Linked DNA regions of Mus musculus: all the other regions are linked to region 3. A link is a loop called in an ENCODE intact Hi-C map of the cell type or tissue named here. Cell type or tissue: heart. All regions are shown on one strand. Region 1 has its middle 20 kb from the start of 2210010C04Rik. Region 2 has its middle 40 kb from the start of Try4. Region 3 has its middle 9.0 kb from the start of Prss2.

Evidence for each region. Peaks named below come from ENCODE experiments on the same cell type or tissue, not always from the same donor. Only the 100,000 strongest peaks of a DNase experiment are listed, where the experiment ranks them.
Region 1: it touches region 3 in a loop (2.9-fold over the local background); 3 of 42 quality-filtered maps call a loop at or near these places.
Region 2: it touches region 3 in a loop (6-fold over the local background); 18 of 42 quality-filtered maps call a loop at or near these places.

Annotation. Positions count from the first base shown.
Region 1 is chr6:41,053,471-41,058,470 of GRCm38, reverse strand. It overlaps Tcrb. Among named protein-coding and RNA genes, the nearest start is that of 2210010C04Rik, 20 kb to the right of the region's middle. In heart, a CTCF peak has its summit at 2,721 (motif pointing left); no DNase peak of the experiment used is centred here.
Region 2 is chr6:41,260,087-41,265,086 of GRCm38, reverse strand. It overlaps Tcrb. Among named protein-coding and RNA genes, the nearest start is that of Try4, 40 kb to the left of the region's middle. In heart, a CTCF peak has its summit at 2,081 (motif pointing left); no DNase peak of the experiment used is centred here.
Region 3 is chr6:41,528,297-41,533,296 of GRCm38, reverse strand. It overlaps Tcrb and Trbd1. Among named protein-coding and RNA genes, the nearest start is that of Prss2, 9.0 kb to the right of the region's middle. In heart, a CTCF peak has its summit at 3,099 (motif pointing right); no DNase peak of the experiment used is centred here.

The DNA of each region.
Region 1 (5,000 bases), 470 kb after region 3:
GAGAAAGAGGGTGGGAAAGGGGAGAGAGAAAGTTTGGTGGAGAAACCAAGGTAGAGTAAGAGAGGAAGGAAGGAAGGAAGGAAGGAAGGAAGGAAGGAAGGAAGGAAGGAAGATAATAAGAAGAAATAGAAAACAAGGAAGAGGTGGGAGGGGGGACATTGTAAGGGACAGGTCACAATGTAATCATGACCATGCAGGAACAGTGAGAATGCTTGAAGCTGATTTAAAGTAATTATCTATCCTATTTTCTGTAAATATTCTTGATGCAATCAGGTGAGCAGTGCCTAGAAATGATGCCGAACGGACCCTGACCCAAGGAAACCTTCTTTACAGGAAGCAATGTTAGTTAGAAATACTGTTAAATACTTTTTAAATAATTAAAAAAAAACATTGTTAGTTTTGCCCGAAGGATAGGCAGAAACAAATATTGATGCAGATTTTACTTCCTGAAAGCTCTAGCGAAGCTGGAGAGAGGGCAGCCTTACAGAGAACCCAGAGCTGACTCTGCCATCCCTAACAAGAGTTGAACGAAGCAATTTTAGCTTGGCTGTCACCTAAAAATAGAACTATCTAGGAGCAGTGGGGATGAGGCAGAGGCTGGAGAAGAACCAGCGAAAGCAGGAAGTGGACTAACTGGCAGCCAGGGCCTTATTTTGTCACTGAGTCTGAATTTAGCTTTCTTTAAGCTCCTTCTATCTGGCCACTGAGACACACGCTGAGACAGTGTGTGTCTCAGTGGGAGAAGCCTACATGTTCATCTGTTTTATATATGAAATCGTCCACCTTGGACCAAAACTCCCACTGTTGCTTCTGCCTTGAGTGATTTCCATCAGAAGAAATCCCCCGAGAAATCAGGGGACAGTGCCCTGGCAGGTCATGGTGAAGAGAGAGTCTCACAGCTGACTCTGTCACCTGTGGTTAGTGTGGCACAGGCACCCATGGAGATGTCATTGTCACAAGTGTTCCATCTCTCTGTGCTCAGACTGTTTCTCACATCTCCTACAGAACAAGGAGCAAGGCAGCCTGGTTCTGTTCTGCTCAGTGCAGGGAATGTTACGGTGGCACTGACCCAGAAAAGAATGATCAACATTCTCACTGGCAAAAAAACCATAAAAGTCAACATACACACTAATTAATGTTATCTTGAGCCAGAAGGTTTATCAACCAGTTTTCCAAATAAAAACTCAGAGCAAACCAAAGAAGACATTGCATTATAGGCCTTTTCCCACTTACCTTTACAAATTATCAGTTGTTTTGCCTATTTAACTATTAAATTCTCATCCAACCTCTCACAACAATTACATATGTTATTGATACTATTGCATAGTATCACTCTAATTTCAATCCAGTTTCTTAAAAAGAGCAGTTAACAAAATTTATTTGTAACAATATGATCTACACTACTGGGAGAGAGTTGTAAATATTTTAATTGAGTGTGCAAGAGAACAATCCAAGAGATTCCATGCACTAAATTATAGATCCTCACTATTAAATTTTAATTTTGATGATAGATATGCATGTGTTTGCCTTTTCTGGTGTTCTCAGAGGATTTTGAAAGCAGCTCGACACAGAAAGCAAGTTAGGTTTTAGCTTAGAAAATTGAATTGGCAATCTTCAGTGTATTTCTTTGTTTTGTTCTAAGATGAGCTACATAAATAAGCTTTGAAGAAAAGTGGATAATTTTCCAGTTAACTTATTTGGCTAGACTCTCACTTTGTGCAATATGGTGGAATAGATACGGCAGCATGGGTAGATATCCTAGAACTTCCTTTCTGCTACTGAGCAACTGCGCACAGAAAATGCAATTTTATGACATCCTCAGATTTCCACAAAGCAAGGGAAATTCCAAATTCATTAAAAGTGAGATAGAGTCTTGAGTTAAAACACATTGTCTCAGACCTATGTTCTCGGTGGCAGCCAATGCCCTCTGGTTTTCTATCTTCGGGTATTTTGATAGCATCAAAAATGTCTGCATCAGGGCAGTCCTGTTTCCAGGGTATTTGTAGATAGAGATAGAAGTTGAAAATAGAATCCAAATGGGACTTTGCTCTTGATATCTTCTGAAGCTGTTGCTATTTTAATAGAACATATGCCCAGAGGAAGTGTTTCCTATTATTGTGTAAATATAGTTCTCCAAGAATGGAGAGGATTGCCCAGAAGAAGAACAGCCACAGGATATTGCTAGTCTAATTCTTTGATGATATAAACGGAAATTCATTGAGGGAAACAGAAATGAGATTCTTGGTCTCTTTCGTCCTAACTAGTAGATTTTGTCACTGGTTGTATGCTCAAATGTCCTAAGGAACCCCTGGTCTGCAGCATTCACTGCTAGTCATAGGAGCTCACATCATGCAAGATTGGACCAGACTAGAGTTGACTGAGTTAGACCATAAACCCAGCTCCTAGAGCTTCATATATTGCTTTCAAAGATGTATTCTCTACCTGCACCTACCTGTGGGTTCCCAGTTCTTGTATCTCCAACTACTTTCTAATTCCATGCAGGTACACATAAAAGAAGTCAGTCAGACCATTTGCTGGAACTTCAGTGCAGAAAGAGGTCTGTGTTTAGCCATTCACCTGACAGCACTGTTCAGAGCCTCTGCAGACCACACTTTTCCATGCTATAAATAAGTCAAAGTTTCTCTTAACCCTCTCTCAAACAGTGAATTCTTTTAGGCCTTCCTCAGAAGTCTGAATCTCATTGCCACAGCTCCCCCTTGTGGCCAGTGGAATGAAAAGCATTCTTAATCTTTTTTCTTCCTTCTTGGAGCCCGTTGATGATTTTTGTTTTACAAATATATACCACCTCAAGGTTGAGGTTATGCGACAGAATCAAAAGAGTGAAGACATTCAAAAAAGACACTGTATATTATCTACCTCCCTTTGGCTTTCATAAGAATGAAACAATGGACTTCAAGATATTAAACTACTGGGAATCATACAGGACCTACCAGAAGGAAAACTTTTCTCCCAGAAAGAGATTTGCACGTTATCAGACTATACTTTTCAGAAAGATGGAGCTAAAACAGTGATGGGCAGGATCACATTTGATGGAGGTTGTTTAGATATGCATACCTCTGGCCCTCTGTTTAAAGCTGAAACTAAACTGCTTTATCGGAAGCCTGAAGATGGACTCAAGGAGTCACTGGATTTTTTTTCTTTTTCTTTTCTTTTTTTTTTTTTTTTGGACCCTCTTCCCAATGTGAGCACAGTGAATAAATTCCCCCTTTCTGCTTCTTATGATTCAAACAAAATACAAAAGAAAGCAAAGAGGATAGGAACTCTAACAGGAAGACCAACAGAGCCCATTAACCTGGACCTTTGGGGCTCTCAATGTCTGAATCACCAATCAAAGAACATACATGAGCTGGACCTAGGTTTCCCCACACATATGTAGCAGATGTGCATCTTGGCCTTCGTGAGGGTCCCAAATAATTGGAACAGGAGCTATCACAAAAGCTGTTGCCTGTACGTGGGATATGTTCTTCAAGCTGGGCTGTCTTCTCTGGCCTCAGTAGGAGAGGCTGCACCTAGCCTCAGAGAGACTCGAAGTGCCGGGATGAGGGGGACACTCAGGAGGTGTCCCACCCACTCAGAGGCAAAGGGGATGGGGGAAGGGGGTGACCAAGAAGAGGGCAGTGAGAGAGGGAGGTAAAGTGAGTAAGTATAAATAAATAAATAAATAAATAAATAAATAAATAAATGTAAAAAAGAAAACAGAGCACACCAACAAGAAAAAATGTTTTAGAATTTAGCATCTGCTGTGTACTAGGGCTGGGAGGTAGCAGAGGTCTTAGAAGGAGGGATACATATAGGAGGGGTATTATAATTTGTCCAAGGCACTCCCATCTCAGACTAATTTCTCAATACGCACCATCTGAGGAAGTGGTGGCCAATGAACAAGTAAGAAGGCAGGAAGAGAGTGATGCTGGGGCTGGCTAAGGCCACAAGGACATAAAGGGCCTCTCTGGGTAATGCTGGAAGAGGAGTGGCATTATCTTTAAACACCCTTAGCTTCGGAAGCACATTTCACAGGGAAAGAGAGCTTTTGTTCACAGAGGACACAAGCCTGACCCAAGCTCCTACTATCACTCAGCCTGAGAGGTCACACAATGCACATGGCCTGAGGCCCATGCAAGGAGTAATCTCTGAGAGCTACAGGCATTCTCAAGAAGTTTCCAAACGGAGGAGTTCTAAGTCCAGCAGCTGAAACTGCAGTGTAACTAGTGGATAGTTGGTCTCTTAGTGTTCATCATTTGAGGGAAAATATCAGACTCACACATTCTGCAAATGATGTTTGAGTTCTCAACTAGACATCGCGTCTTTAACATTTTGGGGAATGGGGAGAAACTTTTGGGTAAGTATCTTGATGCCCTGAAATGTTGGTTGGGTTCCAAATTTTACGCAACGCATGGGGAATTGTCATTCAAATGTTCTGGACCAGATGCCAATTGGGATCCTGTTGATAAACAATGAAAGTAAAGACTTAGCAAATACTAACTAACACGGGTAGGTATTCCTTAAGACTCTGAGGAGTAAACATTTCTACGTGTGAAAAACAAGGGATGGTATCCTCCAGGTCACTAAAGCCATATAGCTTCAGAAGAGTTTGCATACTCGGACTTAATAGGAATATGGTTGCTAGAACAAGTTGCAGGAGGCTTTTCTTTTCTTAAGGGTGTTTCCACCCTAAATCAAGCATGCTCAAACATACTCTGGCCCTTAAAGTTTGATCGAATTACTACAATGTTCACTCTAAAATAAACTAAAAAAAAAAATGTTTGGTTAATGGAAGTGATTCGTGTTTGGTGGCATTTGTTTGCATAGGCAGAAAGGACACAAAAGACAAAAAAAAAATTAGAGAAAGTATAACTCTTGCAGATATTTTCCCTTAATACAATTTACCAGTTTAGCAGAATCTGCTAAGAGGACAAGATGGGGAAAACATGAAAAGAGTGGGGTGCTTTGTAAAGCAACCAGTGGCTCCTAGATATGTAGAC
Region 2 (5,000 bases), 270 kb after region 3:
CAGAAAGAGACTAAAAGTCTCACTGAGATAGAAATCTTTTACTACAGGCTACATTCCATATCAAGTATAAGTTGATATACTACCCTGATAAGGGAGAACTCTCCAGACAGGATAAGTTTTACTAGACCTAAGAATTTAGAGCTCTGTGATAACACATTACTCTTAAGGCCTGTCAAGAGTTAACAACCCCCTGATGCTTTTAACCTTAAAGTGTGAAATTCTTGCCTGGCATTAGGCTGATCCTAGGCAGGGCTTGTTATCCCTAATGTAAACATTTAATTAGTCCCTGCAAATTCCTTTCTGCTGTAACTGGTGAATTTCAGTGTATCTTGTCTTTTGTGATTTGTATCCTTTGATAATTCGTTGTAATATAAGTCTGAAGCTCAACCAGAACATTACATTCAGATTCAACACCTCTCTTGTGTGTGCCTGATTGTCACTTCATCCGACTCTTTTGCCCATCTGCCTAAGAAATCCCGTTCCTCGCAGACCAGAGACACAGAGGGTCTGCAGCAAAATGTGCTCTTTTGCTAATAGTGTGCTTTTAAGCTTCTTTTATGCTGTGTTGGAAACAAAGTATTTTGGGGATGAGAAGAAATACAAGAGAATCCTCCATCCTTCCCAAGGCTTCCACCCACAGCCAGAGCTTCTCTGGGGTTTCTAGAATTTTACTGCATTATTTTCAACTCCAGGAAAGTTGGAGGCCTTCATTCCAGTTCTCATGGCTATGACTTTTGTTCCCACACTCCTTCGTGGTAGAAAGGGCAGGCCCATCAGTTTTTATTCCGCATATTGAGAGAAGAATGGTTGTTGTCATATCATATCTAAGGAATAGTTTTTCTTTTCTTGTCTACAATCTCTTTTGGAAGAAAGCATGGAGAACAAGTTTGATTTAGCTTCCGACAGAAGTGTTTGTATTGCCTTAGAAATCCTCCATGTAGCTTAGATGTTCCTAATAAAAGGAAAGTAGTTACTAACCTCAAAAGTATACTGAAGAACGTAATTTAATATTATCGAAAACTCTGACACCCACGTTTTACGGTGAGAAATCTGGCCCTGTACCCGTACACATCATATTAAACCCTAATTTATCAGGCTTTTCCTGTGTTTACAATGATTCGACTTCTATAGAGAATATGGTTACACTTCCAATTTTATCACTTCTCCTTAAGTACTTTTCATATCAGTATGGAAAATAAAAGACAAAATGAAACAACCAGATAGTAGCCAGTTCTGCCTTCTCGTCCTGTTCCAGTTAAGTTAGTCCCCCAGACACATGCCTTCCCTGCCCTTTGCCTTCAACCCTGAAGCTTCACTTGTATCTTTCCTTTTCTGTATTAATCAAGGCACTGAGATGCTGCTGTTGGCTTGAGTCCTGGTACCTTTATGACAGGAGGAAGTTGTCTACTTCCTACTCTTTGTATGACCTTCCCTTTGATCTCTTCTGCCCAAGCTCAACATATTTAAAAGTTTGAGGGAACAGTTCCACTTTCAGTACAAGGAAGAATTTTATGCCTTTAACAATAAGACCTAAAAGAAAATAGGAATCTTTTTCTCCCTTTTGCACTCTAATGTTAGGTACACTGTCTTGTCTTCCCTGTTCTTCTTTCACTTTTCAATTTTGCCATATGTATCTGTTATCTTCTCCCTTCTTCAAGGCATAACTCTAGGCCTTGTTTCTTGTCTACCCACACTGGGTAAAAATATCTTCACAAAACTCTAAGCTTGTATCTTATCCTCAGTGGAGGGGCTATTTATTAAACAGCTGTACAAGAACATGTGTTTTGCACTTCAGCTACATGGCTATCTTTACTTTTGTATGATTTTGAGCCCAGGTATGGACTAACAAAATTATCATCATAATTGTAGTCCCAACTCACTTTACACTTAAGCTATTTCAGTTTGAAAGGTATACTCTACCTTATATCACTTTGTTCTCTACCACCAGACCCTGAGAATACAAATTAAATCTGTGTGTTTTCAAAATACGTGTGCATATATATTGAATTTTGTCACACTCTCACATTATTATTTGCAACGTGATGTATTTATTACAGAATCTGTTACTGCCCTCTAGTGGAGTATCATAGTGAACGTCACTTGAACCAAGTTAAAACCTAAATTGTGTAATCTGTGAATATACTTAATTAAACAGGCAAGGGGACTTAAGTTTGCAGAAGTCACTGAGGCTGTTGATAAGCAGATCTTGGTATAGGGAGAACATCCTTGACATCCAGGTGGTCCAAATCTGATCACACAGGTCCTTAAAAGCATAGACCCTTCCTTAGCTATACAGAAGAGGGTCAGATGGATGGAGTGTGGATTTTTCCCTCAATCTTTCAGAAAGGAATGTAGCATTCCTCCTACCCAATTTCAGTCAGGTGTGGAATAGGTTGGGATTGTGTCATTTTAAGACCCAAGCTGTATATTAATTTATATTATGTCAACAAAAGTTGGTATGATCAGGAAGGCAAGAAAACTGGGAGTAGGATATGATTAAGATGGGGAGAAGACAGAGAAGGAGGATAATTGAGGACCAGGAAGGTCCTCGTATGTGGGTGGCTTCTCTGAGTTAGGCACTTAGATGGGCACTGTGAACTTGGACTTGTACATTTTGTACAGAAAAGATTGGCTACATTGATAAGCTAGCACAGAGAAATCTAAGAGCCTTCTTAAGGTTGGAAGATTAAAATGTCTGGGGTGATAATTCTTTTTCTTTGTTGTGGTGGTAGGTAGTCTGAACGTAGGGCCTCATGCACTCTGGGTAAATGCTTTGCCACTGACTTACACTCCAAGACCTCACTGGTTTTGTGAGAAATATTATACTCACCCAGGGCATCATTTTCAAAGGTGTCAACTTCAGAGAAATAATGAATAAACTTTATGCTTTATCCTGGATCTGTTTACCTGGATATCCAATTTGATTTGATACTCTGAAAACATCCCGGTACAGAATACTTACAGCTTCTCTGAGCTAGGTTCTCAGTGCCTATGTTTTGTTGAAGTCTACGTTGAAGTCTAGGAGGCCTGTGTTAGAACAGTGTAGAAACCAACCGGAAAGCCCACTAGGAAGCCTATATGAAGGCAACAATCCATGGGTTGAGACTCTGGGACCCTGAATTGAACATTCCTAACTCTGGAGGCTACACAAACCAGAGTCCTCAACTCTGACCTCTCATCTAGTTCTTCTCTTAACAGAACTTCTTCTAGGTATGTATTTCTTAGGCTAATTCAGTTCTGAAAAAAAACCTTCTATTCCACATTTCCTGTCATATTTGTGCACCTTTTCTGACATATCCTTTGTTTGCCAAGCCATGTATTCTTTAAGATAAGCACAGCTCCTACTATAGTAAGGGAGACAAATTTTTATGTGTTTAAACTTGAATCCCATTCTTGGGGCAAGTTACTTATGCAATGTGTGGTCAAGTTTTTGTAACTGGGTGTTGTTTGTTTACTAGCATCGCCATAACAAAGTACTGCATACTGCTCTAAATGGCAGATGTTAATTTTCCTCCCATTTCTGATGGCGAGTTGAAGGTGTTCGCTGACACAGTGTCCCCAGAGGCTTATCTTCTTGATTTGTAGATGGACATCCTTTCCCTTAAGGTCTTTCCTCCCTGTATCTGCAGCCTGATCATTTTGCACACTGGGTGTCACCCATGTGACTTCATTTTACTTAATTACAGCTTTGAAGATACTATCTCCAAGTAACTAGTTCTGTGAAGCATTGGTTTTAGACTTCATCAAGTAAGTACAGCAGACAGGTACGTCTCATCCTGCAACAATGGAAATACAAAGAATACTGACTTGAAGGGCATGTTAAGGCAATGATGATGAAATGAGTGAATGAGTAAAGAGGTCCAAGCTTTGATGATCATATATTCGCATAGTGCCATCTCACCGCTACTTTTCCAACGATATTTTTGAAATGTTATTTCAGTGAGGATCCAGTGTTAAATTATTCACATATTGCTTTCTTTGAAATTTCTCCTCAGTTCTGAGATGCATATGTCAGCTACTTCATTTTATAGATGCGAAACTGGAACCTGAGAGGGGCAACTGCATTCCTGAAGTTATGAAGTGGCCAGCTTTGCTTGATTATGGATGCTGCATTCAACCACAGGTTTTGAATATTTCAGTATCCCTACTTAAACACTTAGGTTGGGTGAGCAATAAATCTCTGATTTTTAAAGCAATCTGGCCTATTTCTCCCTATAGGAAATGTTTCCACATTGACTCTATTTCAACACCTAAAACATACCTAATATATCTCCTTTGATGCCTTGTTCCTTGTCACATTTCATTCCCATGTGTTCAGTGGTATCTTCGTCTGGTTTTCTATAAGTTATGGACTATGAGAATGGGTCTCTCCAGCAGGGCTGGCTCTTCTGACAGCCTAAGTGTGATCCCAGAATCAGCTTTGAAATGAGTGCCTGCTGCCTTTCAATTTTCTAGTTTTCTTTTGTTTTGCTTTTAAAAAAACAGCAGGAGTTTTATTTCATTTTGTTTTGACAACCTAATATGTATTGTAAAAGGTTGACACCTTTAGTCCAAATAAATACAAGTTTCTATTTACTGTAACTTTATCATTATTGTGTACAATTTGGAATTGTTCATCTTCTACTTTAACCATCTATTTTTCCTAAATGTTTGCTACAGAAACATCATGTAGTATTCTTGAGAGATTTTATGCTACTTTCTCATACAAGGTGAATTTCTGTTTGTGTGAGTGGGACAGTGAGTCAGTTTTCTTTTGAAACTCATAGTTACAAGGACAAATCACATTCTAATCATTTGACACTCAGAAGATTACTTCTGTCCTCTGTAAAAATATTCTTGCCTTGCTGGGTAGCAGCTACCTAGCAAAGGCCAACACATTCTCTGCTAGCTACAGCCAACAAGAATGGAAGAAAGAATTCTTCCTATGAGAACAGCCCCTCTCTGAGGTAAAAATGACTAGAAAGACACTTGATGAAATGTAAATTTGATCTGTAATGAAA
Region 3 (5,000 bases):
CCCAGGAGAAGAGTAGAGGACTGTGGGCCTTGGGACAGACAGAATGGTTTTTGTAAAGGCTTCCCATAGAATTGAATCACCGTGGCCCCCTGTCCCCACAATGTTACAGCTTTATACAAAAAAGGACCCTCCCATAGGTCTACCCCTTGAGGGCTGGAAGAAACCACCAGATAAGCTGCTCCTCTGGGGGGGAGTTGAAGATAAGGAAGGTGACATCCCCCCCCGACCCCCATTGTGCAAGGTGGTGGTAAGATGCGAGCTAATGCAGGGGTTTCCTCTTTACCCCCTGTTCTTCTTTTGAATGTTCTTTTTTCTTGGCGCTGGGTGTCATTGAAATGATCTTTGCTGAAGGGGCTGGATTCCCTCTTGTATCCGCCCTTCTCAAATTTTTGTCATATAAGGGAACCACCCTATGAAGAAGTAACAGCCCCCAATCTAGCCTAGCTTTGCCCTTGCCCTAAGGCTGTGCGTCACTCAGAGGTTATACCTTGTCCCACAATCAAGACTCTGTGTGTGACAAATTTGAGCCTTTTCAAGGGGCTAACTTAGGCTCTGGACTTCTTAGAACGGTGGTGAAGAATGCACCACATTTCTAACAACGAGTGTGAAATGACGTGATGTAACCACATGTGTTTCCTACCACGTTAGTACCTATCTTGCTAGGTAAAGGGAGTTAAGGACAAGTCCCCATGTAAGCTGGGTAGAGACACAGTTTGGAAATCATTCTAATATAATTGCAAGGTCATGTGATCACAGCTACATGGTCGTCTTCTCTGAAGTCTTTTCAATGCATTAGTAGATATTTCAATTTTCCTGTTTCAAGAAGAATCTGGCTGGGGATGGAGGCACATACATACATCCTAGCACTGTGGAAGCAGAAACAGGCAAGTCTGTGAGTTTGAGCCTAGTCTCAGGATGGAGTTTCGGGTCAGCTAGGGCTGTATTTTGGGACTTAGTCTCAAAACCAGACAATCATATTCCAAAATTCAACCTGCCTTTGCACGCTTTGGGTATCTTTCCCCCTAGTGATGCTTCATATTATTGCCTGTCAAGTGGTGACTTAAGACCCAGATGATGAAAAGACAGACGACTATGAAATTTTGTCACATTTGAATGGAAAAAAAAAAGAGAAAGAAACAGAATCAAAAGCTAACTAAAAACATGGGAAAACATTTCCAATTCTCACCGTCAGAGCTAGTAATCAATAAGATAATTCAATAGCTAAAATAAATACATAAAGTAAAAAAGGCAAATACCAGATGTTTTGGAGAAAGAGAAATCAAAATGATGCTTAAGTGTAGGGAAAAGTTTTCACAATGACACACAAAGGAAAAATGTCATTGAAATCACGCCTATCAGCAATTTGAGAAAACTGGGTTATTAGAGACTGCTTTCCTGGGGAATCTGCAGTGAAGTAAAGACTTTAGTATATTTGTTGCTAATAGGAATGCTAACTTAATAAAACAATCTGTATAGAAAATAACTAGAAAACAACTATGAAGCTATAAATGCATTTTTGTTTTTATCCAGAAACACAACCCAAGGAAATTTACTTTGTAGGTATAGTTGCATACAAATGAAACATTTAGTACTTGGGAGGCTGAGGCAGGAGGATTGTTATAAACACAGCCAGCATGGTCTACAGAGTAGACTCTTTCCACAAGTTCAAATAGCTTGAAAAGTAAAAATGTTTAAATGAGTGTGGAATATTTGTATCATGTCAGTGTGTTCTCTCTCACACAGGTAACTGGGAAAAAGCCAACTGCAGAGTTTTATAGAAGTGTGCTACCTTCTGTTTAGCAAAAGAGACAGGGCATAAGAATTAACTAATAAGTATCCCAGTAAAAGACTTCATAGAGAAACACTGGGCAGAGGGCTGACACTAATTTATTGGTAGGCTGACTGCATGAAATGATTGAGAACTTGGGGTTTGATTCCTCAGAATTGCAAAACAAAACAACAACAAAAAAGAAATTCTGGTAAAAAGTAAGACAATCTATTGAAAGCAATTGCCCACCACAAGCAGGCAGAGTGCACAGAAGCAGAGCACAGGGCCATTTCTCATTGATGGCTTAATGGTGAGATTTCAGTTTTGGAGCCGTATAGCTATATTATTTGTTCTAAATAAAAATTTAAAATCAGTATAAAAGGAAGGAAAACCAATAAAATGTCATTTCTATAAAATATATGAAATTTTTCTGCCGAAAGGACTTAGTTTTAAGTTATTACTATCTCCAAAGATTGGTATGTGTAAGGCATTGTTGCATGATCCTATGCTTGTTCAGAGAGGCCCAGCGAAGCTTGTCAAGGTTCAGATCTCTAGATAATTTTTCACGAGCCTGTGAATAAAAATATCTAGGGCTGGGTTTGTTAACAATGCTAAATAAATAACCAGAAGGGGTTCTTGTGTATGCTTTGTCACAGTGGGAGGACTGCGACCAGCTCCTCAACCCTGGGCCAAACAAAAAGTTGTAAGACTAGGATAAGACCAGAGTGCTAGCTGCTGGTGCTCTGAACTGGGCAAAGCAGAGACAGTCTGTCTCATCACTAGCGGCAGACCTTAAAACTCTACTGTAAGCCTGCTTAAGAAGGCCAACCACAGTTAACTATCTTAAGGTGACAAAGTCTATCCTTTTCTCTTTTTTTCCCATTGAGCTGTACATTTTATTTGATATCTTTTTTCACCTTTTGACATCTCACTCAACCCCTTTCCCTAGCAATGATGGACTCACTGAGCCAGCGTTTTCTTTTAATCATGTAGCTGAGTATTTTGATTTCATCTGGCCTTGAAGATTATAGTACCATTTAGCTTGGCATCATTGTATCTAATGGGGTTTTTCTAGTTTACTCATCTGGACATTGAGGCCAAATGTAAAGATGATAGCATCTCAAAACACTTTATCTATCTATCTATCTATCTATCTATCTATCTATCTATCTATCTATCTATCTATCTATCTATCTATCTATCTATCTATCTATCTATCTATTTATTTATTCGTTGATTTATTTGCTCATTCATTCATTCATTTTTTTTCCATAAAAAAAATTAACCTGTGCAAATAACATTGGACAGAAATCAGGTTGTAGTTATTCACACAAATGGACAGCAGGGGGCAGGCTTTCCTTATTTAATTTATTATTTTTTTAAATTTATGAATACATTTTCCTTCCTTCCTTCCTTCCTTCCTTCCTTCCTTCCTTCCTTCCTTCCTTCCTCCCTCCCTCCCTCCCTCCCCTTCCTCCCTCCCTCCCCTCCCTCCCTTCCTTCCTTCTTCCTTTCTAACATTGCGTCTGTAGATTCCCTTCTCTCCTCCCTGAGTCCCTTCCCACAATTCTCCTTTGCCCACCCCCTACTCCCATCCACTCCTCCTGTTCTACAATTCAGAAAAGGGCAGGCCTCTCATGGACATCAATCAACCTTGGCATATCAAGCTGCAGTAAGTCTAGGCAACACCGTAGGAGGAAAGAGTCCCTAACAGAGGCAAAAGAGTCAGAGACAGCCCCTGCTCCAGCTGTTAGGAGTATCACAAGAAGGCTGAGCAAACAACTGTAACATATATGCAGCTGGCCTATGGCAGTCCCATGCAGACTTCCTTGTTGTTAGTTCAGTCTTTGTGGACTCTTATGAGTCCTGGTTGGCTAATTCTGGGGGTTTTCTTGTGATGTCTGTGAACCCTCTGGCTCCTACAATTCTTTCTCCCCTCTTCTGCAGGATTTCAGAAGCTCAGCCTTATGTTTGGCTATGGGTCTCTGCACCTGTGTTCATCAGTTCCTGGGTGAAGCCTCTCCAGTGACCACTGGGCTAGGTACCAATATATGAGTATAGCAGAGTCTCACTAGGCATCACGTCTACTTAGTAACTGTCTCCACTCCTCTTTAATGTTTCATTCAATTAATCACTGTGTACTTGCTATTTGCCAAGTTTAGTTTACTCACTGGTGTTGGGATATTGTTGAAAATATTTAATTGGGAGTTTCTTTTTTTATTGGATATGCTCTTTACTTACATTTCAAATGTTATTCATCCCCTTTCCCCGTTTCCTTCCCTCCTGGAAACACCCTATCACATCCTCCCTCTCCCTGCTTCTATGAGGGTGTTCCTACATCCACTCATCCACTTCCACCTCTTCGCCCTCAAATCCCCTATACTGGGGTATCTATGAAGCCTTCATAGGACCAAGAACCTCTCCTCCCACTGATGCCTGACAAGGCCAGCTTCTGCTATCTAAGCAGCTGGAGCCATGTTTACTCCTTTGTTGGTGGCTTAGTCCCTGGGAGTTCTGGGGGGTGTGGTTGGTTGATATTGTTGTTCTTCCTATGGGGTTGCAAATCCCTTCAACTCGTTCAGTTCTTTCTCTAACTCCTCTATTAGGGACCCCACGTTCAGTCCAATGGTTGGCTGCTAACATCTGCCTCTGGATTTGTAAGGCTCTCAGGAGACAGTCATATCAGGCTCCTTTCAGCATTCACTTCTCGGCATCCACAATAGTGTCTGGGTTTGGTAACTGTATATGGGATGAATCCCCAGGTGGGACAGTCTCTGGGTTGCCTCTCTGATGACCACTGGGCTAGGTATCAGTATATGAGTATAGCAAAATCTCACTAGGCATCATGTCTACTTAGTAATTTTCTCTACTCCTCTTTAACGTTTCTTTCATTTAATCACTGTGTACTTCCTATATGTCAAGTTTAGTTTATTCACTGGTATCAGAATATTGTTGAAAATATTTAGTTGGGGGTTTCTGCTCCACCTTAGATCATTTAGTTTCCAGATAAAAGACATAAAACCTTTATAATAAGCTGTTAAAGCACTAAAGCTGGGAAGATATCTACCCTCTATGCTATTATGTCTATTTCCCTGCCAATAGCCCTGAGATATGACTTACTATGTTCTGCCTGGGCTGCTTTTACTCTGACTGGCCAGCCCTTATGTCCAGTTCTCAGGATCCCTTACTCCATGGTGTCTTCTCTCTACACCTTTTCCCTCTTCTGTCGGTG